Regions from separate parts of the Homo sapiens genome. Here region 2 is linked to region 1. A link is an interaction called in ENCODE POLR2A ChIA-PET data of the cell type or tissue named here. Cell type or tissue: HepG2. All regions are shown on one strand. Each heading gives the region's core, and the rest is flanking DNA. Links, peaks and the distances in the headings are about the cores only.

Region 1 (16,128 bases), core at 5,898-13,897:
AGTTAAGGGGTGGTGCATTTAGTGGGTACACATACATAACTGTGCCTGCTGCTTTGGTAGGGCCTCTAAATGGCACCATCATTGTTAGTTATTGCTGCAGAAACACATTCTATAACCAGTGTACAAACATGGTAATGAGTTAACATGAATACAATAGAGCAACGGTCCCCAACCTTTTTGGCACCAGGGACCTGTTTCGTGGAAGACAATTTTTCTATGTATGATGGGGTGGGATGGTTTCAGGATGAAACTATCTCAGATCATCAGGTATTAGATTCTCATAAGGAGCATGCAACCTAGATCCTTTGCACACACAGTTCACAATAGGGTTTGTGCTCCTATGAGAATCTAATGCCACTGTTGATATGACAAGAGGCAGAGCTCAGGTGGTAATTCTGGCTTGCCACCACTCACCTCCTGCTGTGCAGCCCAGTTCCTAACAGGCCACAGACCGGTACTGGTTTGTGGCCTGGGGGTTGGGGACCCCTGCGATAAAGGAGTCTTAGAGCATAAAATGGAGAGTGTGTCAGCAGAGTTGAGTTAGAACAATAGAACTTGGAAGCCCATAGCAGGTACAGTTCTGTGACTAAGTGCCCACAAGAAATGCATTGGTTTAAGCATTTCAGTATTGTTTTATGTTACTGGGAGCACAGTTAAGCCAAAGAGAGATCCAATTTTAGACAGATAGTGGTGGTTCAGAGATGGAAAATAGCTGGCAGCTCCAGGTTCAGAAAATCAAGGAGGGTTATCAGAACTGAGAAACGAGAAATAAACAGTAGAGATCAATGACCATTGGATGTTACTCTTAATCGCTTACACTCCTCAGGATTCAGAACGAGAGGTGTTGCTGACTTCATGTTCTTATCCAGGCAGTTCAGTAAATGCCATGTATCTGAATAAATAAAGCTTGGGGTAGGGTGGGGACCAAGATGGGTAGCTAATTTTCCCAGCTGAATGATGTTGTTTAGTCTGTCTTTTGCTGGGACTAGAAACTGTTGTAATATTACAAGTTGAAAATTTCACAATCTTTTTTTTTTCTTTGTGAAGTAAAATCTGAAATCCTTCGTCCCTTGACTTCATTAGAAGTGCAGTGAAACTGGCCTTCTAGATCTGTTTCCAGTCAGAGGACTTTATATACAAAGTTCGTGAACACAAAAGGGTCTGGTGAAATAACGAGATGGGAGGCTGGTCCAAATTTCTGATCCTTTTGAGTTAAAAGTCATTCTGAGCAGTGGCTGTTGACTGTACCACCCAGGGGGCAATCTGCAAGTGCGGTTGTCATTTATTAGCCTTCTTTACTTCTAGGCTCTCAGTGACTTCTCATTTGAACTTTTGGAAAAAAAAAAAAAAAAAAAAAAACTCCTCATCAGCATTAAGAGCTTTCCCGAAGCTTGATCTTCAGAGTCTTGCTTCCTGATTTCCAGACAGAACTGAGTTAAAAACATAGTAACTGGGTTCGTTTGTTTTCCTGTCTCCAAGGCGTTTGGCCCCATGTTAATCTTCCCAGCTGAGGCAGGAGAGGAACACTTAGTCACTCACACTGCTCACTGACATGAGCCAGCAATGGAAATGGTGACTTGACAAAATGCTGGCCGGGGAACTGGAGTTCTCCTTCAAGCAGGACCAAATATTTCCCAAATTAATTCTGACAAAGCGAATTTAACATTCAACCTTCTGGAGTTTCTCAGAATAGTTTAGGGTATTTTAAGTCAACTCTGTATTTGTTGCCTGTTATTCAAATTTCTAACCTCAACTACCTATTGGGTCCTTCCACATTGGCATCAAATAGTTTTCTTTTCCAAGCTGGGCTATGGATGTTTTTATCTTGTGAAAATTCCCCGGGAAAGCGACGCCATGGTGATGTCTTTGATTGGATGTTGGGGTCACATGGAGGGTGCTGTGTAGCCTTCAGGAAAGAATGGAGGTCTGTCTTGTCTTCTTCATTTGGTTTTTGAAGTGCATTCAATTGACAATAACATAATAATAGCATATCATGGTAAAAAATCACTCGCCTCCACTGGGTTTTTGTGTGGACCCAACTTGGGCTCAGAAGATTACAGATGGTTGGGGCACATTGTTGAATGTTAAAGTGTGCAGCCTTAAGCACTAGGCACAAGCCCACTGCTATTCTGGGTTATTTAATTTACTTTGATGAGGAAGGAACGATCTGGTGCATTTGAATGACAGAATAGATAACTGCATATCACTGGGATGTAAGTATAACATGGGTTCAGAAGAAGACCGCAAAGACAGTATTTCAGTAAATATTGCCAGGCTTTGTCTCACAAAGACTTGGTTGTATTTCTGAGTGGCTAATTAGGAGGTGTTTTCAATTTAATGTTGCATTCGCTATGAGTCAGATAGAAAGTCAAGATGATTGTTTTTAACAGCTTATTTCAGACTTCAGCTACCGGAAAAAGTCACTGACTATTTCTAAACCCAAGGAGATTTGAGTGCTGATTGACTCACAGTATTTGTGTTCCAGTGAGTCCGTCCACACCCAGCCTGTATGTGACACACAAACTTGGAGTGTGGGGAGGAGTGGGGAGGCAAGAAAATGGAGTGCTCTGTAGAGTGGTGGCGGGGGCCAGGGCTACAGAGGCCAGCAGAAGAGGCAGAGAGCGGGGCTTTGTTCAGTTTCCTACTGAGGGGCCGGGGAACAGCTAGTGGGAGAGACCCAGGTTTGAAGCCCCTGGCACTGGACTTGGGGAGGCTGGGGTGGCTCTGCTGCCTTCTTCAGCAGGCTCAGATAGGAAGAAGCTGGAAGGCAGCTCTTGACCAGAGAGGAGGCTCTATCTACCGTGCTCACACTTTCCTACTTCCTTGGTGTTGAGCCATATTACTTTTCTTCTTAGCTCCATCACAACTGTCCTCTGCACCTTGCAGTGGCCATTTTCAGCTATTTAGATACTCACCAGCTCTCACTGTGGTATCCTATTCCCAAACGCAGCATGTTTATTTTAACTTGTGTCTTCAAGCAGTTTTTAGAAGGTGCACACTTTTACCTTTTCCTCTTTGTGTCAGGATATTTCTCCTTAGTCTGTATCCGTTTTCGCATTTCATCTCTTTTCTCTTTATTCTCTTTACTCCCCACTTTATCCTCCAAGGGATGAAAACAACTTGATTTTTATCAAGGTGAGTGTTAATAAGTGGCCGTGTGTTTCTAACACACTAGCCTTTGTGCCCTGTACAGACTGCTTAGATGTGAGCTGTGTGGGCATTCGTTCTTATTAATGACCCCATGAATGACCTGCTCAATTCATTTTTCCAAGGTTATGGATCTGTGACTTTTCTTTAACCATTATCATTGCTACCATTTACTGAATGCTTACTCTGTGCATTACAGTGCTTTATGCAAAGCACTTTACATGTATTCTCTCATTTAGTCTTCATCTCTACCCTATAAGATATCCTCATTTTATAGCTGGGGAAATTGAGGCATAGGGAGATTAGTGATTGCCCTGCTTTATTCTGCCAGTGTGTCCTATAGTCAGCATTTGACGCTCATCTCAGTCCCTGGGTCTAAACCACAGCAGTACCTTCTGGAGCAGGATTGTCCCCTGGGAACATTCAGCAGTGTCTAAAGACATTGTTTTTGGCCACGACTGAGAGCGCGCTACTGGCATATAGTGGGAAGAAGCTAGGAATGCTGCTAACCATCCTTCAATTTATAGGACCAGCCCCTGCAACAAAGAATTATTCAGCCCCAAGTGTTAGAAGTACTGAAGTTGAGAAACCCTGTTATATCTAGAAACATTTACCTTTAATACTCAAGGAGTACCAAGTATTAAATATCCACACAATGTTCTGAAGTTTTAATTATTTCAAGAAATATTTATTGTTTGCATAGTTTCAAACATTTAAAAAATACTCAACAGGGAGAAAAATATGTAACTGTTTCCAAAGAGAAAACATTTCATGAGATTCCTAACTTTTGAGATTCTGAGGATGTCTAACAATTTTTTTTTTTTTTTTTTTTTGAGAACAGGGTCACATTCTGTCCCCCAGACTGGAGTGCAGTGGTGCAATCTTGGCTCACTGCAAACTCTGCCTTCTGGGTTCAAGCGATTCTTGTGCCTCAGCCTCCTGAGCAGCTGGGGCTACAGGCGCCCGCCACCACACCTGGCTAATTTTTGTATTTTTAGTGGAGGTGGGGTTTCACCATTTTGTCCAGGCTGATCTTGAACTCCTGGGCTCAAGTGATCCGCCTGCCCTGGCCTCCCAAAGTGCTAGGTTTACAGGCATGAGCCACTGCGCCTGGCCGGATATCTAACAATTCTTATACCTCCATTGTGATATTATTGTTGGAACAGAGCATGACATTTGAATAATTACGCCAGACATTTTTTCTTTGGTTCCCACTTAGAAGCTGTATACACATAAATTCTCTGCTAGATGTCAGTAGGAAATTCTAAAATTGTGAAACTTGGTGTCTTGGGCTTATTGGGTCCCATGAGTGAGTGTGCCCGAAAACCTCACTGAGCAGCCCAAGGGAAAAGGCTGTGAGGCCGAGGAGCATAACCTGGGCGCAAGGTGAGCAAGGCCCGGGTTTTCCTGAGAAGGAGGCTGGGTGTGGGTTCTGTGTGGAGCGAGTCTTGTAGCCTTAATGACAACCTTCTGTTTCTGTGTTCTAGTCATGTGCTCAGCCCCTCTGCTCATCAGGCAAAACCGAGTGTTCCCAGTTGGAGAAGTTTAAGGTCTTCCTGTTTGTCTGAACTCCTGGCAGCGAAAACATAGACATCTGTGCATTGTCCGGCTCGTTTCCTTCCCTCAGCCCCCTGCCCAGCCCCTCCACAGCATCTACACCATTGTATTGTTCACATTCTTCCTTATCTTGACCTTGTACTAACTGCCTGTTTATTGTAATGACTCCTCAGATAAAGTACTGCTTGGGACTTTTTTCTTTTAATTAAATGTTTGGGGTTGAGAAATTGAGAATCTAGTGAAACTGCAGCGCGCAACATTTTGAAGTGTATCTCGGGCCACGGCAAGACTGACTTCAGTTCCTGCTGGACTCATTACTTCTTTTTAGGGGGAAATGTTTGTTTCTCAGGCTGTGACTGTCAATGACGTCCACTGGCCCCTGTGGGCCATTGCCACCCTCATTCTGTCCTCGCCCTTGCCTTCTAGGACCATCCCCCCTCATTCTTCGCCCTTGGCAGGTTATCTCTGTGGCAGGTTGTCTCTTGTCCTCTGTCTCTTTGGCAGATTTCCCCCCTTTGCCTGTCTCAGGCAGATAGCATCCCCAGGGTACATTCTGGTCCTCCCGCCTTCTTCTACCCCCTCACTGTGGGGGAGCTCCATCCTACCCCAGGCTTTCTGTACACTGAGAGCTCCCAAGTCTCCTGAGTGCCTAACATATTTAAAGTAGTTAAGGGTCATTCTAGTTCCTCGTAAACCATTATAAAAAGTTCACAAATAATCCTGTGAGTTAAAAAGTGAATTCGAATGGGTACGAGGGGCTGTGAGAACATAAGGTGAGTTTTAATTCTTCTGTTTGAAATTCATCATACTATATAGCTAGCAGATATGCCTGGGTTAAAAAATCACTCGCCCCTTCATTTTCCATTTTTACTTGCAGAAATACACACACACACACACACACACACACCACAGACACACACACGTGCACACGCCAGAAAAGGGTTATCAGCCACTTCTGTCTTGCTGAGAACATAAGCAGTGTCAGCATGGTCCACCCTTCTTGACTTCTATTAAGAAGTGTTTTTATGCGACCATCTGGGGTTATACAACAGATGCAGAAAAACGTCAACCTTTTCTCCCCCCTCAGCTACAACTCTCCCATTTGAATTAACCGTCTGTTTACTTCCCAGATATCATATCCCTGATAAAACCTTATCTTGGTTTTCTCAAGATTCTCACCCCTCAGTCCTGCCCTACCCACATCAGGGCACTGAGTTCTCAATGACCTAGTTATGGTCTTCAGTGGCTCAGGTCTTTATTATATCTGTGTATTTCCTGATTCCAGTGTTAATAAGTTTCCGGAGGGCAGTAAGAGTATCTTCAGGTCTCCTTCCCTGCCTTCCCTCTCCACCCCCATTGTCCAGTACTTCAACCTTGGACAATTGGTTGTGAACAAGGGTTGGTTCTAGAGGTGTCTGAATTGCCTTACCACTTTAGAACTTCAGTGCTTGGTTCAATAAAAGTTGGCTGTTAGTAATCACAGTGATAAACAAGTGTCAGCAAACGTATATTAACGTGAATTCTTTGGTTTGGGAGGTCAGCAATGTGAGAGACTCCTTTTTAAAATTTTTTTTTTATTTTGAGACAAGAGTCTCACTCTGTCACCCAGGCTGAAGCGCAATGCGTGATCTCGGCTCACTGCAACCTCAGCCTCCTGGGTTTAAGTGATTCTCATGCCTCAGCCTCCTGAGTAGCTGAGACTACAGGTGCCCGCCACCATGCCTGGCTAAATTTTTGTTTTTTTTAGTAGAGACAGGGTTTTGCCATGTTGGTCAGGCTGGTCTCAAACTCCTGAGCTCAGGTGATCCACCCGCCTGGGCCTCCCTAGATTACAGCTGTGAGCCAACATGCCTGGCCAATGTGACTCCTTTTTAAGTGCTTTAGTTTTAGCTGATGTTTAATGAGTATTATTTTCAAGAAGCATGAGTTTTGGTGAGAAGAGAGGAAAAAGCAAATATTCTGGGTTCTGGGAAAAATTATTTTTGCAGAATTGATGCAGCTTTACCTATTACCTCAGAAATCCATCAGGTCTGTTAAGAGCCTGGGCCCTTGGTTTCCTGGGGTGGGAGTAGGGGTCGTATCTGCACACAGCATAGGGTTATTGCTCTCCTCCGCATAGCCAGCCGTAGAAGGTCTGCATTTTCATTCCTGCCCATATCACAAAGGCCTGAGATGGTTCAGCACTTCCTTTTATGAATGCCCATCTCTGCTAAATGGCAGATTGGAGCAAAAGTCAGGAAATTAGGAGGAGTGAAAGTGGACGTGTTTGGGTCATTCTTGTTGTTGACATAGCTTTATTCTCACAACCCAAGCTTTCAGCCCACCTGTCAATTTAGGATGTGCGTGGCTGACTGCCAAGTAATTTATCTTATCAGAACCTCTCACCCCTGACCTTTGCTATTGGTGATTATCATGCTAATCAGCTCAGTTTTACTGAACCTTATAAAATATTGCCTTTAACAGCATGGGAGGCAAAATTTTTTTAAAAAAATTTAAATCTATCCATGGTGTTGTTGATAATGCCAAATAAAATTGCAAATCACTTTAAATTAATGTCATCTCAGTAGCTTAATCACCAGACTATTGGGTTGGAGTATTAGATTTTAAAACATCATTTGAATCATTTAGTTGATAACAAAACAAGACATTTTATTAGATCATTAATAAAAATACTCATCAGAAATTGCCCCTGGATAGATGTAAATCTGCCTTCTAGGGCCATTTATAACTGATGAGAGAATTGTACTGCTTGATTTTAATAATTTACTGAGGAATGGAGGATAAATAGCACACGTTAATTTTATAGGACTGTTTCATACAGTTTATGTTTTGAAATGAAAGGGATATGACTTCTGACTCTTGCCTGAAGCTAAGTCACTTAAAAAGGAGTCTCCCATAGTGCTGGCTTTTCAGCTTTAGAATTCCAATTGATATGTATGTGTTAATCAGTTGGCACCTTTCTTGACATATATAAGAAAGCAAAATAGAAATCCTTTTAAAAACGGTTAAGACTTTGTATTCTGCCATGTCTTTCGGCATACAGCTATCAAATTGTTCGTGATTCCAAGCATTTTAGTTGTCTGAAACAGGAAGGAAAAGTATATAAGAAAGGAACGGTCAGTGATTTTTCAGAACTGAGTAAGGGTCCTTTAATGGCAGGGTCCATCTCTGCGGCCCGGGGCAGGGGGGCCTCATTTGTAGCAGTTAGCAGTTAGCCGAAAGACCGTAGTGGGAAATGCTCTACCGTTTTCCCAAGAGTAGAAGTCAGAGTTAGGTTCTCCCACCCCAGGAAAAAAAACATATGAGCAGAAGAGGGAGCCAGGCCAGCTCCCACCCTTGGCCAGGGCCATTGTGTAGTGCCCACGGGTGTGCCCTGGCCATGGCTGCTCAGCTCTCCATCAGCCACGGCTGTCCGTTGCCATTCCTGGTAACCTGTGGGGTCTCCCCGTCTCCCTTCCAACCAGAGACCTCCCTCTCCAGAGGAGCAGGTCCTATGGAGCCATCTGCTCTAGAAGGAGCCTCTAGTCTGGGAGAAGGTAGAAGAGGTGGTCATATGCTTGAAGTGACTGACTTTTGGAGCTGAAAGTGACAGTGGTGATCTGCAAGTCCAGCGCCTTCACTTTGGGCCTGAGACATTGAAGCCAGAGTAGGCAGTGGAGCTGTGCGAGGTCACACATCCATTAGCCGAGAGCCTGGGTCGGGACCCGTGTTTTCCTGCCTGCCTGCCTAGTGGGTCTTTTTCCCTTGCCTATGACTTTGCCATTGGACAAATTTCCTTCTACAGAGAGTGAGGATGATAATAGAAGGTGCTTTTGTGGCCTTGGGGAGATAAGCGGCAGAAACATAAATGTTGACCTATATGATGGTAATAGTAATGATTCCTACTATGTCTTGGTACCTACGATTATACCTGGCTCTCCGTGCACAGTTTTTGTGTTCCACCCAAAAAGCGTGGCAGCGACTTTCCTTACCCCCACTTTAGAGATGAGGAAACTGTCCTTAGAGAGGTGACGTTTATTGCCCAAAGACACAGAGCTAGTTAATGCTAGAGCGTGGTTTATAGCATTGAAGCAGTTCCAGCTCTGTGTTACATCCTTTCCACCACACAACTCCTTTTACATGGGGAAATTAGTATTTGAAGGAAAGGCTAATTACCTACATGCCAGATGGGCTCCAGAACCGGAAGATCTAAGTGGCAAAAGGAGTGCCTGAGACACAAAGCCAGAAGTGGTCGCATTTATGCCGGGTCAAGGGACGGGGAGGCTGGATCCTGTTGCAGGGGCATAGTCCACATGGATGGAGTGCTGGCCATGTGCTAAGTGCTGTTCTAAGCTTGATACTTACTTTAACTTAATTGATCCTCACAACATCCCTATGCGGTAGGCTATTACTCCATTTTACGGACACAGGAACTGAGGAACACGGGCCCAATTTCACCTAAGGTCACTACTGAGGACCAGGGTTCAGATTAAGTGTCTGCCTCCAGACTGAATCATTCTTACATGGTGCCTTTCTGGATGAGCTCATTGCCCTGGACGGGTGGAGGTGAGGGGTTTTGTCCTGTGTACCCTTCCTGAAGCCTGACAGATCCCGCCCCAGAGGCAGATTCTGGCTGTTGCCATGTTATACTGGAACCCAGAATTATCAGCCACCCACTTGTAGGGTACAGAGAAAAGGAACTGCTCTGCAGTGATCAGGGCTGTGAGAAATGGTTTACTGTGATGAGGTCTGTCCTAACCACCTCAAAGAAGTATCTGTCAGCACCCCAGGGACATGCTCCTTTTTATCACCTAACCAAAATCCAGTCTAGTTTTTCTTCTGTGGATTCCCCCAGGCTCTCTTGCCTCGCGTCTCTCTCTTACGGAGGGCTGTGTGGGTTCTCAGTGGTCATCTTCTCCAGCCTGGCTCATGTTGGGGAGCAAGGTAGCTGGAGCTCCTGGGAGTCCATAGCACTGGGCATAGAATGGGACAGACTTCCCCTGTCCACGTTGCTTAGCAGCCCATACAGGTGAGCACCTGGGGAACAGGGAGTTGGGAAGCATCTCTTATAGAAATGAACCTAAAGCCATTTCTGCCTCAGCCTTTTGCTTTGTTTTTAAGTGGCCTGGTTTCCTCACTGCTTCTGGGACATCCAGCTGAACTTTATCTCTGTTTACTATGCCTCACTATTGTTAGAAGCTACAATAATAAGTCCCTCTTCCCAGAAAGAGGACACTGGATCATATGAACAAGTACAAGAGTTCAGACTTTTTAAAAAGGGGTTTTTCTGTGACCATCTTGAACTTTGAGCGTGCAGTGACTTCATCTAGGCTGCAGCGAGGAACACTCACTGGGCCACCTCCTCCCAGCTGGCACATTCCTGAGTCATTACACCGGCTCAGTCCTGCAGGCCAGGCTGCTGCCCAGAGTTGAAGGATCGTTCTGTATTCAAAAGTACCTATGGCTACTGGCAGCTGCGCGTGGAGCTCACGTTCCCCTGAGGAGTGTGCATCCCTTTGGAAGCTGCACTGAAGCCCATCTGTTTTCAAAGCGTAATATGAATCCTAAATATTTGGGGATTTCCTCTAGTTAATAAATGGAGAAAGTATAAACCTTTCTACAGTTTTGAATGTGGCATTCTCACTAGGGAAAGTTGGAAAACGCTGCGTACCTTGATCCCTGACCGCAGGTGATCTGCCCGCCTCGGCCTCCCAAAGTGTTGGGATTATAGGTGTGAGCCACTGTACCCAGCCTGTTACTTTTCTTAGTTAAAACTCTCTTATTATCCTGAGAAGACACAAGAGGTTCACTTTAAGACTTATATTTTGCCCAGTATCACAGAATTCATTATAAACTTGAGAAACACCTTTCATTTAAAATTCCTATAAAGCAGTGGCATTAAAAGGCAACTCCTGAAATTCAAGTTTTAATTTCATGTAAAACTGAAAATGCTTTTGACCCTATGGTCTGTACAGGCATAGGCATATGGCCCCGGCTTATGGCATCTGGGCTACATCAGATTTTAATGTCTACCTTAGAGGTTGGTTTATTCAGCCCCTCCTGCCTGTCGGACAGACACACAAAGAAAGACTTGCCCCCTAAAGAGCTTTTAGATGAGGACATTTGTAGAAATAGAGGGAAAACAAACATAAAATACGCAAGTGGGCTTTAGAAGAGAAGGAATCATTTAGAAAATAGGACCAGACAAGTGGACCTTCCGTCTCTGGCTATAGATGCTGGTATGGTTTGGCTGTGTCCCCACCCAAATCTCATTTGAATTGTAGCTCCCATAATCCCCACATGTCATGGGAGGGACCCAATGGGAGGTAATTGAATCATGGGGGCGAGTTTTTCCCATGCTGTTCTCATGATAGTCAGTAGTCTCACGAGATCTGATGGTTTTATAAAGGGCAGTTCCCCTGCACATGCTTCCTTGCCTGCTGCCATGTAAGGTGTACCTTTGCTCCTCATTCACCTTCTTCCATGATTGTGAGGTCTCCCCAGCCATGTGGAACTGTGAGTCCATTAAACCTCTTTCCTTTATAAATTACCCAGTTTCGGGTATGTCTTTATTAGCAGCATGAGAACAGACTAATACAGATGCCTCAGGATGGGAGGGTGAAAATGGCCTCTAGAAATGAGTGGCCAGAGGTAGATTAATTGGATACAGGAGGAGTTGGAGTTGGCATCAAGAAAGAAACCTATGACTGGCCAGGATGGGTGTATTAAACAACAAACTTGGCAGTGAGCATGGGGGTCAAAAGAGCTCAGTGGGGGATCCCATGCCCAGAGAAAAAGAGACTTGTTCAGGTGTGTTTGGAGGGAGGGGCTGCGAGGCAGCTGAGAATGTCAACAGTTTCAAGGGGAAAAGAAGCATGTTTAAGAGGGGTCAGGTAAGAATCAGAATGCCTGAAAATCTTATAGGTCTACCTTGTAGGGTCCTTGAGATTCCCTGAGATTTGGGGTGGCCAAGGCCACCTGAGTACCTCCTGAGTGACCAGCCCAACTCTGGAGGAGAGGAGTTTGAGAGAAGCAGAAGCCTGTGTGGCCAACCATGCAGTTTTCTGAACCCATGTCCAGGCCCCTCAGGTGTAGGTGAAGAAAGGTAACAGTAATGAATGGGGAGCCCCATTTTGCCATTCGCAGAATAGAGATTTATGAAAACAGAAGTTAACTTTAGCGTGTGATGCAGAGACCACCCAGGACCCCAGGAAAGACAGGCTCAAGGGCACAAGGTTCTGAGTCAGTCTGCCCTGGCTTCGGGGGCCCCAGTCCCTATCATCCTGTCATCTTGGACATCCAAACTAGCATGGCCTTTTTTAAAAATGGAGAAAAACAACTAAAAATATATTTAATTTAGTAAATATCATGAATGCGCAGATTATAGACATACGCATCAGAATAGACCTTTTAAAAATAGATCTTAAAAATCATCTCAAGTTGCTCCTATACATTCAAAATTGCCCTCTGTGAGAAGCCCCCAGAGCAGGGTTTCTCAACATTGACGATACTGACATTTGGGGCCAGGTAATTTTTGTTTGACAGCGCCCCTGTCCACCAGATACCAGTAGCACACACCCCTACCCCCACAGCTGTGACAGCCCCAAATGCCTTCAGACATTGCCAAACGTCCCCTGCAAAGTTGGTGTGGGGACAGAATTGCCCCTAATTGGGAACCATAGCTTCAGAGTTTTCCCAGAAGTCAGAGATGGGATGGAGAAGAGGAGTCGATCAGAAGTTGAGCCAAGGAAATTGGCAAAAGCAGGAGGTCTTGAGCATGTTTAGACGTACCCTAAAGAATAATAGAATTGTTAGTGCATTTGGGTCCTCTTAAATATAATCAAGATGTCTGTATTTCTGTAGTGAATGTGTTTTACGGGGTGGCCAGAATGAGAGTTTCAAAACCTCCTTTGGTACATTTTTTTTTAAGTCATGCAAAGTCCTGTACTTTTTGTGCCAACACTATCCTTCCAGTTCTTAAGGCTCCTTTTGTCTTCTGAAGAGAAGGACCTGAATGTTTGGGCAGATCGTTTCATGCTGTACGAGGATTATCAGACAACAGATGAGCTGGGAGAACAGCTGGTTTCCCTACAGTCACTGGGCCCTGTGACCTGGGAGGCATCATGAGCTGTGCAGGGGACAGGTGGTCTGGCTGCTGGGTCTGTCCTGACTGAGCCAGGCCACATTCCTCCTGCCTCTGCCCTTCAGCCTCCCCTCCCCAATACCAAGGAACTGACCTTTTCCACGCTGCCTCACAGTGGCCTTTCTGTGAAAGGCTCTCCTAGGAACTTGTTAGAAATGCAGATTCTGGCACCATCCAAAAAGTTTGATTCAGTGGTTGGTTGGGGACCAGGAATGTACTTTTTAAAACAGGTAGCTGTCATTCTCCTCTGGGAGATGGTCCAGGAACCCACACTTTAAGAAGCAACACTCTGGAGGGTCTTTCCAACTCTTGGAAGGCAAAAGCACATACATTCTAATTCTCTTAATCCTCCCATCCTTGCAGAAGAAACGGGGATGGAGGCCATATTGCTGACCCTTGTGGGATTCATGTGTCTGAGGGAGATTGCAAGAGTGAAAACAGAGATCGGCCAAGCATCTACCAGTCTAGCCTTTAGATGTAACTTCCAGTTTCTCTGAAATAGAGGATAGAGAACAAGTTGAAATGAAATCATGAGGAAATCGACAAATCCAGATTGTCAAGTATTTTGTAGGACAACTAGCCCAGTATCTTCAAATAGTCAATGTCGGGGAAAATAATTGGGATGGGGTGGAATAGGTTGGGTGGGAAGACTATTCTTGACTAAAAGAACCTAATCAAATGCAATGCATGAGCTGTGATTGAGTCATGGTTTTAAGAAAACAGCTATTAAAAACAGGGCAGGGGTAGGGAAATTTGAGTAGGAACTAGGCTTTGGATATAAGGGGATTATTGTCCATTCTCTTGGGTGTGCTAATCTTGTTGTGGTTATATAGGAAAATGTTCTTATTTTTAGGAGGTGTATGCTAAAGTATTTAGGGGTGAAGTGTCAGAACATCTGCAACTCATTTTCAGATAGTTCAGAAAATGTGTGAGTGTGTATGCTATAAATTGATGGAACAAATACGGGAAAATGTTAACAAATGTTGAATCTGGGTGTTGGGTATGTGGGTGATCATTGTCTGTTCTTGCCAACTTTATGTTTGAAAACGTTCATAAAAAAGTTGAAAAACAGAACCAGGGTGAGTAAGCAAGGTAGTGTTCTTCAAAACATTGTTTGTCCTGGCATCATTCTTTGGGTGTGCTGTTCCCATCAGGGTGGGGAGTGAGAGCTTTTTGATGCAACCTTGATTGACATCCTTCAGGTTTCCCTCATTCTTTCCAGGTAGATGTGAACTTTGCTCCTGAGTTTCTGTCCGGGTGATCCAGCCGGCGGGCACTGGGTGGTTCTGGCTTCACATACACTTTCTTCCCTGCTGACAGCAGGAAGCTGCCAAAGACAGATCCGGGATCTAAGTGACAAACCCCGGCTCAGCTCTACTGAGGACCTTCACTCTACCTTTTCAAATTAGGGCTCTGGGAAGAATCTGTACATAGGACTGACTCCCACAGACCAGCCATTTTGAAACTCCTCTTTGCTCCCTATTCTCTGGTATTAATGTAGGTTTCTGCAGGATTCTCATTTGTCTTTTTTTTTTTTTTAAGTGAAGAGGCTTTACTTTGCACACCGTTGTGCCAGTCATCATTTTCTGAACATCAGAGGGCTGTCTAGATGATCCACAATCACCTGGGATGTGATAGTAAGGTCAGGTGTTGTCGAGGGGAAACGTATTTAGTGGCCCGTAGAGAAGAAGTCTTTTAGGTAGAATGGCAGCGAGGGCCTAGTTTATGAAATGGGCTTTGTGGAAGCAGGCATTATGGTTAATAGCAACGGATGCCAGGCCGAAGAGGGCTGTGCCTCGTATCCCTGTGGTTAATAAGGTTCTGTCATGAGGATCTCTTTCCCCTTTGATACAGATGTCTCAGCAGGTACCTGCCTTTCAGTGCACCTAGCCAAACTGGGACAGAGCACAAACCACTGCAGAAGCCCCCTGCTGCACTTCCAGATGGTCCCTTGTCCTGCCACCCTGAGAACTTTGCTTGCAGCCTCTGTTAGTCCGTTTTTACACTGCTGATAAAGACATACGTGAGACTGGGTAATTTATAAAGAAAAAGAGGTTTAATGAACTCACAGTTCTGCATGACTGGGGAGGCCTCACAAACATGGCTGAAGGTGAAAGGCATGTCTTACATGGTGGCAGACAAGAGAGAATGAGAACTAAGTGAAAGAGGTTCCCCTTATAAAACCACCAGATCTTGTGAGACTTATTCACTACCATGAGAACAGTATGGGGGATCCGCCCCCATGATTCAATTATCTTCCACCGGGCCCTTCCCATAACACGTGAGAATTATGGGAGCTACAATTCAAGATGAGATTTGGGTGCGGACACAGCTAAACCATATCACCACCCCCAGGAAGCCTCGATTTTAGTCAGCCTTGCGTATCACCACTGTTCCTCTGATAGTAGCAGTTAGCAAACTTACTAGGGAGAACAGAGCATCTTATCCCCCTATTGAAAACAGAAGAATGAAGCCCTTATCCCAGCCAATCTTGTATGGGTGTGAGAATTTGGTGCAGTGAATGAGGAAATGTTTTAGCATAAAGGAGAGGGAACTATATTATTTTTACTTAAGCATGTGGGTCCTTAAGTAATCCTGCCTTCAAATTGTTCTCAGGCATTTTGCTAAGCCCAGATGTCCCATCTTCTCCTGTCCTGAACTTTTACAGCCTTTTTCTTCAGAAGCTGCAAACTAATTGCATTCCTTACTCTGAGTAGAGCTTGCTGGCCAGGGCAGTGGACACTCGAGTAGTCATTAAGATACAAGTCACCCGAGAGGTTGTAGGAGCCCTGCAGTTCTGCAAGAGGACAAATATGAATGTTCTCATTGAAAAATTACATTCAGGCAGGGGTGGTTGCACACGCCTATAATCCTAGCACTTTGGGAGGCCAAGGTGGGTGATCACCTGAGGTCATGAGTTTGAGACCAGCCTGGCCAACATGCTGAAACCCCATCTCTACTAAAAATACAAAAATTTAGCCAGGCATGGTCGTGTGTGCTTGTAATCCCAGCTGCTCTGGATGCTGAGGCAGGAGAGGGGAGGCAGAGAGGTTGCAGTGAGCCGAGATCATGCCACTGCACTCCAGCCTGGGTGACACAGTGAGACCCCATCTAAAAAAAAAAAAAAAAGAAAAGAAAAATTACATTTAACAGAGAAAAGGGATGGGAAAGAGATTGTGCATAACAGTAAAATGGTTTTCTAATCAAATGGGAAGGCTTTATAGCTCTCAACAGGCTGGGCTTGCCACCTGTGGGCCCAAAGTATTTGTGAGCCTGATGGGTACGTGCAGGCTCTCAGGGCC
Region 2 (16,128 bases), core at 5,207-13,206, 200 kb before region 1:
AATCATGAAGGGAAAAAGGAAGGCTGGTAGTCACAGCCTGGTTGGAGGTGACTTCAGTCACTGGGGACAGAGGAGGGTATATGAGACCGATGGCAGTTTAGTTCTGGGGGTGAGGTGGGAAGTTGGGGAGGTAGAATTAAAGCCACAGGCTCCTACCTGGCTGACAGCAGATAAGACCCTGAGAGTACGCAGGCTAAAGCCATGCCACTTACGCTCCTCTTGCCTGTCTAGCTTTGGGCTTTTATCACAACCAGATTCAAAATTACTGCCCTATTCCATTCCCTCTGGATCCTGGATACTTTGATGATAGGCATAACTTTATTGCTAGACAATAAACACTCATATTAATGACATTTTACATTTAGAAAGTGCTATCTCTAGGTCACTGTAGTTGGTAGGTTGCGAGGGTGTATGGTTGTGGTCAAATTCACCTGTGGTTGAGTGGGCTGAGGCCAAACTGTGTGTCATGGCAGCTGGCAATATGGGGAAGGGAAACTGGGCATCTTTTGTTTACCGAGCACGCAGAAGTTTTTCTTTGTTCTAAGTACAGGTTCTGCAGATGAAATGCCTCAAGATACAATGTGTTCCCCTTAAAAGCCCAGAGAAAATGTCCACTGATACTGTCCAGTTTCTATAAACCACACTGGTACAAAAGAAAAGGGAGCACTGTGGCTGATGTTTGGCATTCTTGTGCAGGATGAGGAGAGGCATTTTCCATTACCTGGTTCACCAATGAGACATATCGCCACCCTTTCATACTCTTTCAGAGTGCAACCTTTGCTGGCCTCAGCTCAGGGGAGATTCCCAGGCAAAGTCCACTGGCCCATGACAAAGCAAAAAGCATTCACTTCTAGCTGGTGGTTTCAACTTCAGTCCTCAGGTGTACAATCAATTCAAGCATACCATCTTCTAAAGCAGTGGCTTGAAATCTACCCTATGTGACATAGTATCTGCTTATGGAACAGCTACTCATACTCATTAAAGCAGCCAAAAATATTAATATTATAAAGTCCTAAAATGCCATTTTGTAGAGGGTTTTTTGTTTGTTTGTTTGTTTGTTTGTTTGTTTTTGAGATGGAGTCTCACTCTGTCACCCAGGTTGGAGTGCAGGGGCTCAATCTCGGCTCACTGCAACCTCCGCCTCTCAGGTTCAAGCAATTCTCCTGCCTCAGCCTCCCGAGTAGCTGGGATTACAGGAGCCCGCCACGACACTCAGCTAATTTTTTACATTTTTGGTAGAGACAGGGTTTCGCCACATTGGCTAGGCTGCTCTCGAACTCCTGACCTCAAGTGATCCACCTGCCGCAGCCTCCCACAGTGCTGGGATTACAGGCGTGAGCCACCACACCCGGCCAAGTTTGTTTTTGTTTTTGTTTTCTTTTTTGAGATGGAGTCTTGCTCTGTCACCCAGGCTGGAGTGCAGTGGTGCAATCTTGGCTCACTGCAACCTCCACCTCCCGGGTTCAAGTGATTCTCCTGCCTCAGCCTCCCGAGTAGCTGGAACTACAGGTGTGCACCACCACACCTGGCTAATTTTTGTATTTTTAGTAGAGACAGGGTTTCACCAAGTTAGCCAGGATGGTCTCTATCTCCTGACCTCGTGATCTGCCCACCCTGGCCTCCCAAAGTGCTGGGATTACAAGCGTGAGCCACTGCACCCAGCCTCCATCCTTTACCACTTATCTCCCCATTCCAGACCACCACTCCTCCCTCACCCCCCATCAAGAGAAAGTCTGCAGGAGGCCAGTGGTCTCATTCCATTGTTTAAAGGGCTGAGTGAAATCATCCACCGGGGATTCCATCCATCAAATCAAATGTTATGGATTTGGTTTGTTTGGTAGATGAAAAAGCCTAAATTGGCTGTCTCCCAGTTCATTCTACATACCACTGTGTGAAAGCTAAGACCAAGGGCCCTCCCAAGAAACAACAGAAAATGGATAATTCTGTGAAATAAGAAGCCAGCAGTTCTCAGCACTTCCCACCAGGCCCTGGTCAAAGTCCAGCATGTCTGCTGGTCCATAGTCTCTAAAAGTGGAGAGCAAAGGAGCAGCCACTGCAGCCAGGTTGGTTCATTCATTCATTGCAACAAACATTTACTGAGTGCCTGCAATGTGCCAGGCCCCGTCCTGGGCCCCGTGGCTACAGCCATGATCAAGATTGTTGATGTGGAGGCAGAATGTTCAGGACACCATTGGCCAGGCACGGTAGCTCACATCTGTAATCCCAGCACTTTGGGAGGCCAAGGTGGGTGTATCACCTGAGGTCAGGAGTTCAAGACCAGCCTGGCCAACATGGTGAAACCCCGTCTCTACTAAAAATACAAAAATTAGCTGGGCAAGGTGGCACACACCTGTAGTCCTAGCTACTTGGGAGGCTGAAGCAGGAGTATCACCTGAACCTGGGAGGCAGAGGTTGCAATGAGCCGAAATTGTACCATTGCACTGTAGCCTGGGTGACAGAGCAAGACTCCATCTCAAAAAAAAGAAAAAAGAATGTTCAGGACACCCATAAATCATGCCATGTAGATACAGAGTCAACCCTGGAAATACATACGGTCACAGAACCTTCTGACAAGGACACTGTCACTGACTATCTCTGCTTTCCATGCTCGATCCCACAGCCATCCCCACAAGTGAATATTGCCAAGGGCAGAGAACTCTCTGCTTCTGAAGTAAGCTATTCTACTTTCCACCCAACCTAGTTTTGTCCCCTAGAGCTTCAAAGAGCCTCTGTGCCCCTTCTGCTCCATAATCACCCTTCCAATATTAGAATGCAGCTGCCATGTTTCTGTTATCCTTCTTCACAAAGAATATTGGGGACCAGGGCATGGGAGCATGGTCCAGATTGAGTCCAAGCTAAAGTTCATAGCCAGGTGTGGTGGCTCATGCCTGTAATCCCAGCACTTTCAGAGGCCGAGGCAGACAGATCACCTGAGGTCAGGAGTTCGAGACCAGCCTGGCCAACATGGTGAAACCCTGTCTCTACTAAAAATACAAAAAATTAGCCCCGTGTGACGGCACGTGCCTATAATCCCAGTTACTTGGGAGGCTGAGGCACAAGAATTGCTTGAACCTGGGAGATGGAGGCTGCAGTGAGCCAAGATCATGCCACTGCACTCCAGCCTGGGTGACAGAGCAAGACTCTGTCTTAAAATAAATAAATAAATAAATAAATAAATAAATACAAAATAAAGTTCAGAAATGCCTGGGCTTTTCTGGAAACTGCTGGGGCAGGCCCACCAGAAGTTTGAATGAGAGCCTGAGCATCCTGTAAGGAATGAACTTATCCAGAGAGAAGATGGCAACTGGGGTGACCACCTTGACTCACGTACCAAGCCTTGATCATCAGAGAAAGGGACAAACCTGAGCAGAACTCAGGGCACAAAACAGATTTTAAAAATGCATGTATATATGGGACAAAAGTGAAACACAATGTTAATTCTTTTTCTGGGAGGTGAGGTTATGAGTAATTTTAATGTTTTCTTATATTTTTAACATTTTCTACAATTAAAATATAAAACATAAATTGACTAAAACTTTATTTTTTGAGACAGTGTCTCATTCTGTCGCCCCAGGGTGGAGTGCTGTGGTATGACCATAGCTCACTGCAGCCTTGAGTTCTTGGGCTCAAGATCATTGGCGATCCTCCCACCTCGACCTCCCAAAGTGTTGGACTTATAGGCATGAGCCACTACACCTGGCCTGAAACTATTTTTCTTCCTCTTATTATTTTTTTGAGATGGAGTGTTGCTCTTTTTGCCCAGGCTGGAGTGCAATGGCACGATCTCAGCTCACTGCAACCTCTGCCTCCCGGGTTCAAGCGATTCTCCAGCCTAAGCCTCCTGAGTAGCTGGAATTACAGGCATGTGCCACCATGCCCGGCTAATTTTGTATTTTTAGTAGAGATGGAGTTTCACCATGTTGGCCCGGCTGGTCTCAAACTCCTGACCTCACATGATCCACTCATCTTGGCCTCCTAAAGTGTTGGGATTTACAGGTGTGAGCCACTATGCCTGGCCTAAAACTTTATTTTTAAGAAACCATTTAGAAATTGATTTTCTACAGTGATTTACTTATCTGCTCTATTTTACTGCAGAACAAAGGTCCTTTAGTTTACATAATAAACAACATTCAGAAAAATGCTGTTTGCAAATATGTGTTATGACACTGCTAACCATGTTGTTTCCTTGGAATTAGCCATTCCCCACCCCCATCCCCCCCCCCCCCCCGCCCAAGTGTATGAAAAAAACAAAAACAAAACAAAACAAAACACCTGGTGCCTGGCCCACAAAGATACTTTAAAATGGCTTAATCATGTTCTTTAAATAAGCAAGCAGCAAATCCTTATTAGCATCTGTATGGTTTGAAAAAAATGAAAGTAACCACCAATAGAAATTCATTTCCACTAAAGGATTACAAAGGGTCTTGCAGAGAAGGCCTGAGACTAAGAGCATTAGGACAAAATTTCTGGAGAAGTTATACACTGCTTTTCAACACACAATCACATTCCATTAAAACTGCTTTGCAGATGTTTGAGAGATTTGCAGAACTGATAAAGACATCCACACATGTCAAAACTACCATCTAGAGAACTTAGGTTATAGTTATAGGACTTAGGGAAATAATAACTCTGAATTTTATTTTGTGACCAGTGATTATTTAATGCATAAAGTAAGATTTCTTATTCTTAAATTTTTTTTTTTTTTTTTTGAGACAGAGTCTTGCTCTGTCACCAGGGCTGGAGTACAGTGGTGCAATCTCAGCTTACTGCACCCTCTGCCTCCTGGGTTCAAGTGACTCTCCTGCCTTAGCCTCCTGAGCAGCTGGGACTACAGGCATCTGCCACCACACCTGGCTAATTTTTGTATTTTTAGTAGAGACTGGGTTTCAGCATGTTGGCCAGGCTGGTCTTGAACTCCTGACCTCAGGTCATCCACCCACCTTGACCTCCCAAAGTGCTGGGATTACAGGCGTGAGCCACCGTGCCTGGCCTAGATTTCTGATTCTTAAAATAAGCATCTTAATGTTTTCAAAACTACAACTTCTGCTTTTCTAAAACCCTGTTGGCTGGGTGGTCATCAAAGTTTGTTTCTCATGTGATGGAGAACTTACAAACATACTGTTTTCTATCTCATTGCATGGTTTAAAGTTAAGAGGTGAAAATGTTCACACTTAAACCTATTTTAAATCTGGCTCACTTGAGACATGTGTTTCCAGATGGGCCCTGGGATGGGATGGGGTCTCCTCGGAGACAGAAGGCACTGAAGAGTCCCACAAAACAGGGTTAGGAATATACCTGACTCACTGGCAGTGACAGCCTTTGGTCTGGAGAGTGCTTTTTGATACAAATGAAAGAAATATTTCAAAACCAAAGTAAGAAGGGGAGGATTGGAAGGATTTAACTTATTGCCCGGGATTTGTGATTTTATAACTTAGGGGTTTTTTTTCTTCCCCAAACTCTAATTTAGTCTTCTATTTATTTTTATTTTTATTTTTTGAAACCGAGTTTTGCTCTTGTTGCCCAGGCTGGAGTGCAATGGCATGATCTTGGCTCACCGCAACCTCTGCCTCCCAGGTTCAAGTGATTCTCCTGCCTCAGCCTCCCGTGTAGCTGGAATTACAAGCATGAGCCACCATGCCCAGTTAATTTTGTATTTTTAGTATAGACAGGGTTTCTCCACATTGGTCAGGCTGGTCTTGAACTCCTGATCTCAGATGATCCGCCCTCCTCGGCCTCCCAAAGTGCTGGGATTACAGGCGTGAGCCACCGAACCCGGCCCTAATTTAGTCTTTTTGTTTTTTGTTTTTTGTTTTTTGTTTTTGAGAGATGGAGTCTAGCTAGTTGCCAGGCTGGAGTGCAGTGGCGCAATCTTGGCTCACTGCAACCTCTGCCTCCCAGGTTCAAGCGATACTCCTGCCTCAGCCTCCTGAGTAGCTGGGATTACAGGCATGCACCACTGTGCCCAGCTAATTTTTGTATTTTTAGTAGAGATGGGGTTTCACCATGTTGGCCAGGATGGTCTCGATCTCCTGACCTCGTGATCTGCCCAGGTCAGCCTCCCAAAGTGCTGGGATTACAGGCGTGAGCCACCGCACCCAGCCAATTTAGTCTTTTATGATGACTCTTTCACAGTTCTTGCAGAAACAGCTGATTTCAAAGTGACACATTAACCAGGTGCGGTGGCTCATGCCTGTAATCTCAGCACTTGGGAAGCTGAGGTGGGGGGACTGTTTGAGCCTAGGAGTTTGAGACAAGCCTGGCAATGTAGGGAGACCCTGTTTCTACAAAAAACAAAGCCAAAAACTAGACACGCAAGGAGGCACTCGCCTGTGTCTCAGCTATACAGGAGGCTGGGGCAGGAGGATCCTTTGAGCCCAGTAGATCAAAGCTGCACAGAGCCATGTTCACACCACTGCACTTCAGCTAGGGTGACAGAGCAAGACCCTGTCTCAAAAAAAAAAAAAAAAAAAAAGTGACACATAGCAGTGATAGCAGTGACTCTCTTCTTCCTAGAAGGAAGTATACACTGGGGATCCCTCTCACCTCTAGAAGGAAGATAACTTTAGGGAAAACAAAACTTGGAAAGATTGACTCTTTTGGCTTTATGATAAAATATTTGGGACCCTATGAAAGTAACTTTAAGTGGGAACCCATGTTACAGCCTAGCTTGTGACCTAATACTTAACACAAATATTCATGTAAAGTCAACACTCTACTTTTAGACACAATTTCTTCTGTGTGGTTTGGGGTGTTCTTACTAGCAGCATAGTTTACTGTTGAAAAACTCGGACCGTGGCACCAGATTAGCTGGGTTCAAATCTGAGCCTCACCACTTACTAGTTGTGTATCTTGAGCAAGTTGCTCAGCCTCTCTGTGCTGTGTTTTTCCACATCTGTAAAGAGGAAATGATAATCATAGCTACCTTATGCAATTAGTGTTGGGATTAAAACAGTTAATATACATAAACCATTGAGAATAGTCTTGAGTCAGGGTTGGCGGGGGGGTGGTAAAGAAAAGAGAATATTGTTTATGGTAAATGCCTTATAAGAATTCTTCCCCGTGTTATTTTTTTGGAATTAGCCCTCTCTCTCTCCAAAATGTATGAATAAATAAAAGTAACCACTGTTGTTATTGTAGCTATTTTTATTGTGGCCTAAAAAAGTGAATATTCTTCCCAAGGTCTCTAATTTATTATCAGATTAAAAAAATGCCTGGCATTAGAGAGAATGGAACTCCTTGTTTCAAAATCAGAAAGGTATTTTTTCTATATGGGCATTATTTTTTCTTTTTTTGTGGTTAATTTTCAAATGTGACATATGTGACATTTTAAAGGGGGCATTGTATGATTTCTTTCACGGGAAGAGGCTGAAAATTTGCCATCCTTTTTCAAGAAAATAAGGCAGTGAACCTAAATGAGATTTTTATGTAAATATTACATAGGAATAACAGCACTTCCTATGAAATTGTATCATCCTCCCGTTCTCCCCAGCGTCCTGTTTACCTTCACCCTGCAGCTGTTTGCTGGGTGCCATCCCTGGGAAATCACCTACTAACAATAACCCGGTTGGCTTCTGATCCGCAGGAAGATCATTCTCCCCTATGACAGATGAACACATTTTTCTTTTGTTATTTGTTTTTCTTTTCTTTCACTCACTTTTTCTTTCAAAACTTAGTTTCTTTCAATTCCTTCTAGAGTTTTCCTGTGATTCTTTCTTTTCACTTTTGTTCCCTTCTTAATAATTACTTGGCATGTCCTACTTGTGGGCTACACTTCCTGAATTTCCACACTCTGCAGCTCTTTGAAAAGCCTGCTTTTATTCTTCCCGTCCAGGTCATCTGTGCAAATCTTTAAAGTCATGGGGTTGCCACTAATGACTGGTCGACTCCATTAACGCAGCCTCCCCTCTGTGGAAGTTTGCTTTTCTGGGTCAGTGTCTTTTACTGTGGAGCTTGTTAAGAGTCTTTATTGCTTGAAGAAGGTGCACATTGGAACTTTAAGATTTCCTGTTTATACACAGGGCAGGGCCTGGCTGAACACTGATAGTGTGGGCAAGCTCTCGAGCTTTGCCAAAGGGCTCTCAGTGGGACCCAAGAGGAGCTGCAATGAGGATTTTAAGACAAGTGTCTGCTTAGCTGCCACGGCTATGTTAGAAACTGCAAAAAAAAGCACCTCACAGAGCTGAAGAAAGATCTGGTGCTGCCAGTGGAGAGGTCTGCACCCAGGTCAGGTCTCAGGGGGGCTGCTGTGAGCCCGAAGGCATCTTTGTGCTAGAGGGCAAAGGGCACCCTCTTGTAGGTCCCCCGTCTGAGTGGATAAAAACCTAGGACTGAGTCCCTGTAACTGTGACTGCCAGAGGACTGTTCTCCATACAAACGGTATGTACAGGAAATTTGGTCTTCCCCAAATCCTTTCAGGGTCCACCAGGGTCTGGGGAGGGGGTCACGATCTGCTTCTGCTATAGTGTGACTCCAGTCACAGACCTGAGCAGATCTGCTGGGGCTCAGAGTTTTCTGCCCCAGCTGGGTTTCTAAGCCCCACGTCTTGTCAAATGCTGCCTCTCCAAACCCTTCCTGGGAATAATTGCGTCACTTAGGGTGTCAGCAAACTGTTCCTCCAAGGAGGGGATCTCCTCTCCAGCTGGGGAGTGGGGTACTGAGGCTGACTGAATTACTGGAAGCTGTTTGATGAGTGTGGAACCTCAGCAGAGTGTCCTGGAGAGGGGCCGGGCACCCTGCCACAAGACACCCACAAGGTGTGGAGTTTCTGGGTCAGGAAGAACCAGATGAAGCTGCTCATGTGGCCAAAAGTAGCGAATCCAAGGGACGAGTGTGCATTTTCCAACATGGAGAGGGAAGGAAGCAAGGGGATTTCATCAACTCAGGACCAACCTGAGGGGTCTCATCCGGGCTTGGAGGAGCCTGTGACACCCAGAATGCCCACTCTCAAATGAGGTTCTCCCTCCCTAGCATGGCCCTGGATAAAGCTGGCCTTGTCTTGCTTCCTGGTCCCTGTTATCCAGGTTCTACACAACCCATCCCCTTCCTATCAGTAGAGTCGTCCCTCAGGTCATAGATGAGACTACAGCTTTTTTCCAGCCTAGTCTCTCCAAGATTAGAGCCCTGGAAACCGGATCTGTTTTGGTTTTTTTGTTTCTTTCTTTTTTTTTTTTTTAATCATTTTTCTTTTTCTTTTCTTTTCTTTTCTTTTTTCTTTTTCTTTCTTTTTTTTTTTTTTTTTTGACAGGATCTTGCTCTGTTGCTCAGGCTGGAGTGCAGTAGCACAATCTTAGCTCACTGCAACCTCAACCTCCCAAGTAGCTAAGACTACAGTTGTGCACCACCATGCCCAGCTAATTTTTTAATTTCTTGTAGAGACAGTCTCACCATGTCGCCCAGGCTGGTCTTGAACTCCTGGCCTCAAGCAGTCCTCCCACCTCAGCCTCCCAAAGTGCTGAGATTACAGGTGTGAGCCACTATAGCTGGCCCAAATCTAGTTTGGAAGTAGATAGATGCTTTGGTTTTGAAGTAGATTGATGCTCTGTTCACATGCTGATTTTGATCCATGGGTAACTATTTTTGAGCTCTGGGAAGCAACTGAAATCCCAGGAAGCCTCAGGCTCCTGCAGTTACACCCCAGGTGGGAACAGCCTGAGGCAAAAGGCCATATTTGTGTCTCTCTGACATTCCACATTGAGCTAAGTCTGTGGTTGCAGTTGGTGGGTGGCAGGGAATGGGCTGTGCTACTTGTGGAAGCTTCCAACAAGAGCTTCAAAGGAAACATCGCTCAGGCTGGGTCAAATACCAAGTCCATGAAAGTCTAATTCCAGCAGGAGCAGCCAGGGCCCACCAGGCCTGGGTCTCCCTCTTCCCTGTGGAGGAAGGCTTATTTTAGGTTCCCTCCAACTCTGTGGTTCCACACCCTGAGTGAGCATCCACACTCCCTCCCCCTTGAAGAGCCAGGAGTTAATGTCCTCTGGCCATCTTAGTGCCTGGTCTTGGTGGCACCCACCCCTGTCCCTTGGGAGTCCTTTCCAGCTCCTACGATGTCTTTCCATTCTCGTGAATCCTCTCCCACATGTGTGAGCTGGGGATTATTATCTTTGCTTTAGAAAGGAGAAAACTGAGGTGTGGGCAGGAGATAGAATTTCTCTGTGGGCCCCAGGCTTGTGAGTGGCTGAGCTGGGACACGAATCTGGATCACCAGACTCCGAGTTCAGTGCTCTCCGTATGCTTGTGTAAATATCTCTTCAACAAGAGCTGGTGCCAGGGGGCAGGAACTGTACTAGGGCTCCTCTTGAAACAGGTTTCCTCCCGCCTCAGCAGGACAGCAGGCAGCATGGGGCGTCAGTAAATATTTGTTGAATTGAGACTGCATAGGAAGGATGATGGGGAACAGGGAGCTGGTGAGGACAAGAGGCCAGGAAGGCAGCTACACACAGCAGCAAACCCCTCCCCGCCCAGCCGGAGCACTTCATGCTCATGTGTTGGGAGAGGGATTTGTTAGATGAGACCATTACCTTACTGGTTATGAGGTGTTGTTGTTGTTGTTATTGTTCAACTCCACCACTAGTATTCTTCGTTCTCTCCAGGTTCCAACTGTGCACCTGCAGAAAAGAGGTCAACCGACTCCTGAAGGTAATCATGTCTTCTTCCTGTTCAAAGTAATTTTCATTCTTACATATTTGCCTCATGGTATCTATCAGATAGCTCTTTCCATAACAATCCTACATAATAAATAACCACAAAGCCTCAGTGACATGTAATGGTAAACATTTCTTTTGCTCGTGTGTCTGGGGTGGTCAGCAGAGCAGCTTTGTGGGGGTGCCTCTCACTGCTAAGAGTCAGCTGGCTGTCACCGGGATGACTCAGCTCAGCTCCTTCAGCAGGCTGACCCAGGCGTGTTCTCATGGCATGCTTGAAGAACATAAGAGGGGAGTGGGCTCACGCAAGTACTATGTGATCCTCTGTTTGGGAGCTGTTGTTAACATCCCATTTGCCAAAGCCCGGATTCGAAGGGTAAGGAAATTGGCCATCACTTTAGTGAGAGCATCTATAGAATGACATGGCAAAGGATGCTGGATACAAGGAATGTTGCAAATAGCACGCTCATCCTGGTCCCGACTGGCATTAGGTTCACTCCATAGAGAAGATAAACTCCTGGCCGGGTGCGGTGGCTCATGCCTGTAATCCCAGCACTTTGGGAGGCCAAGGCAGGCAGATCGTGAGGTCAAGAGATGGAGCCCATCCTGGCCAACGTGGTAAAACCCCGTCTCTACTAAAAATACAAAAATTAGCTGGGCGTGGTGGCACATGCCTGTAGTCCCAGCTACTCGGGAGGCTGAGGCGGGAGAATCACTGGAACCCAGGAGGCGGAGGTTGCAGTGAGCCGAGATCGCACCATTGAACTCCAGCCTGGTGACAGAGCAAGACTCCATCTAAAAAATAAAAATAAAAAGGATAAACTCCTGAGTTAGCAACCCCAACATAGTGATGATTTACAACCACCAAAGTCAAATCTTCATCTCCATAAAAGATCTACAGAAGGATCTCTGTTGAGTGTTTAAAACAAAAATAGGTTTATCACAAAGGTGTTTTTTATTTGCTTGGTTTTGGTTTTTCAGGCAAGTGTTGAAAGATAATTCTCCAGGAGTCTCCTGTTTTCTTCATGTCTTGTGAGCAGGGACTTTAACTGTCACTTGTTCCTAATTATATTTTCAAGTATGTTTGTATGATTCCCATGGGGAGCCTATTTCCATGACAGCATCTCCTGCTATCAACCCTGGTCCCTATCAAGGATGGCCATCATCAGACTTCTCAAAGATGTCAGTGCCTCCCTCACCTGTACCCTTGCTACTCTACTGACAGGAATATTCTCTCCACCTTCCTGAGGAATATAGCACAGTGGTGGCTCCTATGGTTTTGTATAAATCCACTCTAACATTCCCACATATCTGAACTTTCTGAACCCTTCATGAATACTATGCTGAGGCAATATCAGCGTTTTCACCTCATTTCTTTTGGGCCATTGTTAGCAGAAACTTTAAGGAGCTATTCTAGCCGTCTATTAGGACAGGTTCTAGGTGTCTTTTCCCTGATGTTAAACTTCAAGTCATGAGAGAGGGCTCCTATATCAATAAATTGCACTCTATCCCATCTTATTTATATTCTACTCTTGCCAGTAATACACACTTGCCACCCCCCATCCACACACACAATCTTATTCCTTTAAGATCTACACCCCCATTGTGATCCTTGGTTGCTACTGGGACACATTAACCAAGCCCAGCAATGTCTTTGGTATGTTAGATATTTACTCTTGGAGCAGGGAGCTGTGTTTCTCTGTTCAGATTGTGCTGAGACATAATCTTCGTTATTGGTCTGAAGACAATAAAAAGAGGCAAGGTCATCTTGAAGAGTACAAATCAGGTGAGGCTTTAGCAGGGTTCCCAGGCAAGGGGCATCTGCTCTGGTCTGCAAGGGGAGAGAATTCAGAGAAGCATGAGAGCTTGCATCTCAGATTCGTGCATCCAAATATCCCTAAATCAAGTCTCAGAGTCTCTCTTTTTCTATCAGGGCCCTGACTTTTACCATAAAAGACTTGTTGGCATTTCCACCCTTTTGGCTGTCTGAGCAGCACCATGATGGTTGGCAAGAACAGGTGCCTTACAAAGGCAGCAAAAAGGAAGCCAAGAAGAAAGTGGTGGATCCATTTTCTTTTTTTTTTCCATGTGCCACTTTATTTTTTGTTTCTTTTTTTAAAATTTGTGATGAGAACACTTAACATGAGCTCCATTCTTGTCCTGTTTTTTTAAAATTTTTTAAAAATTTTATTATTATTATACTTTTAAGTTTTAGGATACATGTGCACAACGTGCAGATTTGTTACATATGTATACATGTGCCATGTTGGTGTGCTACACCCATTAACTCGTCATTTAGCATTAGGTATATCTCCTAATGCTATCCCTCCCCCTCCCCCCACCCCACAACAGTCCCCAGGGTGTGATGGTCCCCTTCCTGTGTCCATGTGTTCTCATTGTTCAATTCCTACCTATGAGTGAGAACATGCGGTGTTTGGTTTTTTGTCCTTGTAATAGTTTGCTGAGAATGATGGTTTCCAGCTTCATCCATGTCCCTACAAAGGACATGAACTCATCCTTTTTTATGGCTGCATAGTATTCCATGGTGTATATGGGCCACATTTTCTTAATCCAGTCTATCATTGTTGGACATTTGGGTTGGTTCCAAGTCTTTGCTATGGTGAATAGTGCCGCAACAAACATACGTGTGCATGTGTCTTTATAGCAGCATGATTTATAATCCTTTGGGTATATACCCAGTAATGGGATGGCTGGGTCAAATGGTATTCTAGTTCTAGATCCCTGAGGAATTGCCACACTGACTTCCACAATGGATGAACTACTTTACAGTCCTACCAACAGTGTAAAAGTGTTCCTATTTCTCCACATCCTCTCGAGCACCTGTTGTTTCCTGACTTTTTAATGATCGCCATTCTAACTGGTGTGAGATGGTATCTCATTGTGGTTTTGATTTGCATTTCTCTGATGGCCAGTGATGCCGAGCATTTTTTCATGTGTTTTTTGGCTGCATAAATGTCTTCTTTTGAGAAGTGTCTGTTCATATCCTTTGCCTACTTTTTGATGGGGTTGTTTGCTTTTTTCTTGTAAATTTGTTTGAGTTCATTGTAGATTCTGGATATTAGCCCTTTGTCAGATGAGTAGGTTGCAAAAATTTTCTCCCATTCTGAGGTTGCCTGTTCACTCTCATGGTAATTTCTTTTCTTGTGCAGAAGCTCTTTAGTTTAATTAGATCCCATTTGTCAGTTTTGGTTTTTGTTGCCATTGCTTTTGGTGTTTTGGACATGAAGTCCTTGCCCATGCCTATGTCCTGAATGGTATTGCCTAGGTTTTCTTCTAGGGTTTTTATGGTTTTAGGTCTAACATTTAAGTCTTTAATCCATCTTGAGTTAATATTTGTATAAGATGTAAGGAAGGGATCTGGTTTCAGCTTTCTACATATGGCTAGCCAGTTTTCCCAGCACCATTTATTAAATAGGGAATCCTTTCCCCATTGCTTGTTTTTCTCAGGTTTGCCAAAGATCAGATAGTTGGAGATATGCGGCATTATTTCTGAGGTCTCTGTTCTGTTCCATTAGTCTATATCTCTGTTTTGGTACCAGTACCATGCTGTTTTGGTTACTGTAGCCTTGTAGTATAGTTTGAAGTCAGGTAGCGTGATGCCTCCAGCTTTGTTCTTTTGGCTTAGGATTGACTTGGCAATGAGGGCTCTTTTTTGGTTCCATATGAACTTGAAAGTAGTTTTTTCCAATTCTGTGAAGAAAGTCATTGGTAGCTTGATGGGGATGGCATTGAATCTACAAATTACCTTGGGCAGTATGGCCATTTTCACGATATTGATTCTTCCTATACATGAGCATGGAATGTTCTTCCATTTGTTTCTATCCTCTTTTATTTCATTGAGCAGTGGTTTGTAGTTCTCCTTGAAGAGGTCCTTCACATCCCTTGTAAGTTGGATTCCTAGGTATTTTATTCTCTTTGAAGCAATTGTGAATGGGAGTTCACTCATGATTTGGCTCTCTGTTTGTCTGTTATTGGTGTATAAGAATGCTTGTGATTTTTGTACATTGATTTTGTATCCTGAGACTTTGCTGAAGTTGCTTATCAGCTTAAGGAGATTTGGGGCTGAGACGATGGGGTTTTCTAGATATACAATCATGTCTCTGCAAACAGGGACAATTTGACTTCCTCTTTTCCTAATTGAATGCCCTTTATTTCCTTCTCCTGCCGGATTTCCCTGGCCAGAACTTCCAACCCTATGTTGAATAGGAGTGGTGAGAGAGGGCATCCCTGTCTTGTGCCAGTTTTCAAAGGGAATGCTTTCAGTTTTTGCCCATTCAGTATAATGTTGGCTGTGGGTTTGTCATAGATAGCTCTTATTATTTTGAGATATGTCCCATCAATACCTAATTTATTGAGAGTTTTTAGCATGAAGGTTGTTGAATTTTGTCAAAGGCCTTTTCTGCATCTATTGAGATAATCATGTGGTTTTTGTGTTTGGTTCTGTTTATATGCTGGATTACGTTTATTGATTTGCGTATGTTGAACCAGCCTTGCATCCCAGGGATGAAGCCCACTTGATCGTGGTGGATAAGCTTTTTGATGTGCTGCTGGATTTGGCTTCCCAGTATTTTATTGAGGATTTTTGCATCAATGTTCATCAAGGATATTGGTCTAAAATTCTCTGTTTTGGTTGTGTCTCTGCCAGGCTTTGGTATCAGGATAATGCTGGCCTCATGAAATGAGTTAGGGAGGCTTCCCTCTTTTTCTATTGATTGGAATAGTTTCAGAAGGAATGGTACCAGCTCCTCCTTGTACCTCTGGTAGAATTCGGCTGTGAATCCATCTGGTCCTGGACTTTTTTTGGTTGGTAAGCTATTAATTATTGCCTCAATTTCAGCGCCTGTTATTGGTCTATTCAGAGATTCAACTTCTTCCTGGTTTAGTCTTGGGAGGGTGTATGTGTCGAGGAATTTATCCATTTCTTCTAGATTTTCTAGTTTATTTGCGTAGAGGTGTTTATAGTATTCTCTGATGGTAGTTTGTATTTCTGTGGGATCAGTGGTGATATCCCCTTTATCATTTTTTATTGCATCTATTTGATTCTTCTCTCTTTTCTTCTTTATTAGTCTTGCTAGAGGTCTATCAATTTTGTTGGTCCTTTCAAAAAACCAGCTCCTGGATGCATTGATTTTTTGAAGGGTATTTTGTGTCTCTATTTCCTTCAGTTCTGCTCTGATCTTAGTTATTTCTTGCCTTCTGCTAGCTTTTGAATGTGTTTGCTCTTGCTTCTCTAGTTCTTTTAATTGTGATGTTAGGGTGTCAATTTTAGATCTTTCCTGCTTTCTCTTGTGGACATTTACTGCTATAAACTTCCCTCTACACACTGCTTTGAATGTGTCCCAGAGATTCTGGTATGTTGTGTCTTTGTTCTCGTTGGTTTCAAAGAACATCTTTATTTCTGCCTTCATTTCGTTATGTACCCAGTAGTCATTCAGGAGCAGGTTGTTCAATTTCCATGTCGTTGAGC

Evidence for each region. Peaks named below come from ENCODE experiments on the same cell type or tissue, not always from the same donor. Only the 100,000 strongest peaks of a DNase experiment are listed, where the experiment ranks them.
Region 2: POLR2A ChIA-PET joins it to region 1 with 6 read pairs; 3 of 35 experiments call an interaction of 5 or more read pairs at or near these places.

Annotation. Positions count from the first base shown.
Region 1 is chr5:78,512,595-78,528,722 of GRCh38, reverse strand. The region is part of intron 3 of LHFPL2 (LHFPL tetraspan subfamily member 2); the gene reads left to right. Among named protein-coding and RNA genes, the nearest start is that of LHFPL2, 130 kb to the left of the region's middle. RefSeq lists a silencer at 6,863-7,157. In HepG2, for the core only: no CTCF peak of the experiment used is centred there; a DNase peak (open chromatin) is centred at 9,992.
Region 2 is chr5:78,712,591-78,728,718 of GRCh38, reverse strand. LOC124900191 (a long non-coding RNA gene) reads left to right here. Exons shown (of 5, transcript XR_007058832.1): 4 at 10,590-10,635. Among named protein-coding and RNA genes, the nearest start is that of LHFPL2, 72 kb to the right of the region's middle. RefSeq lists enhancers at 564-673, 639-933. In HepG2, for the core only: no CTCF peak of the experiment used is centred there; a DNase peak (open chromatin) is centred at 6,188; H3K4me3 peaks cover 1,050 bases.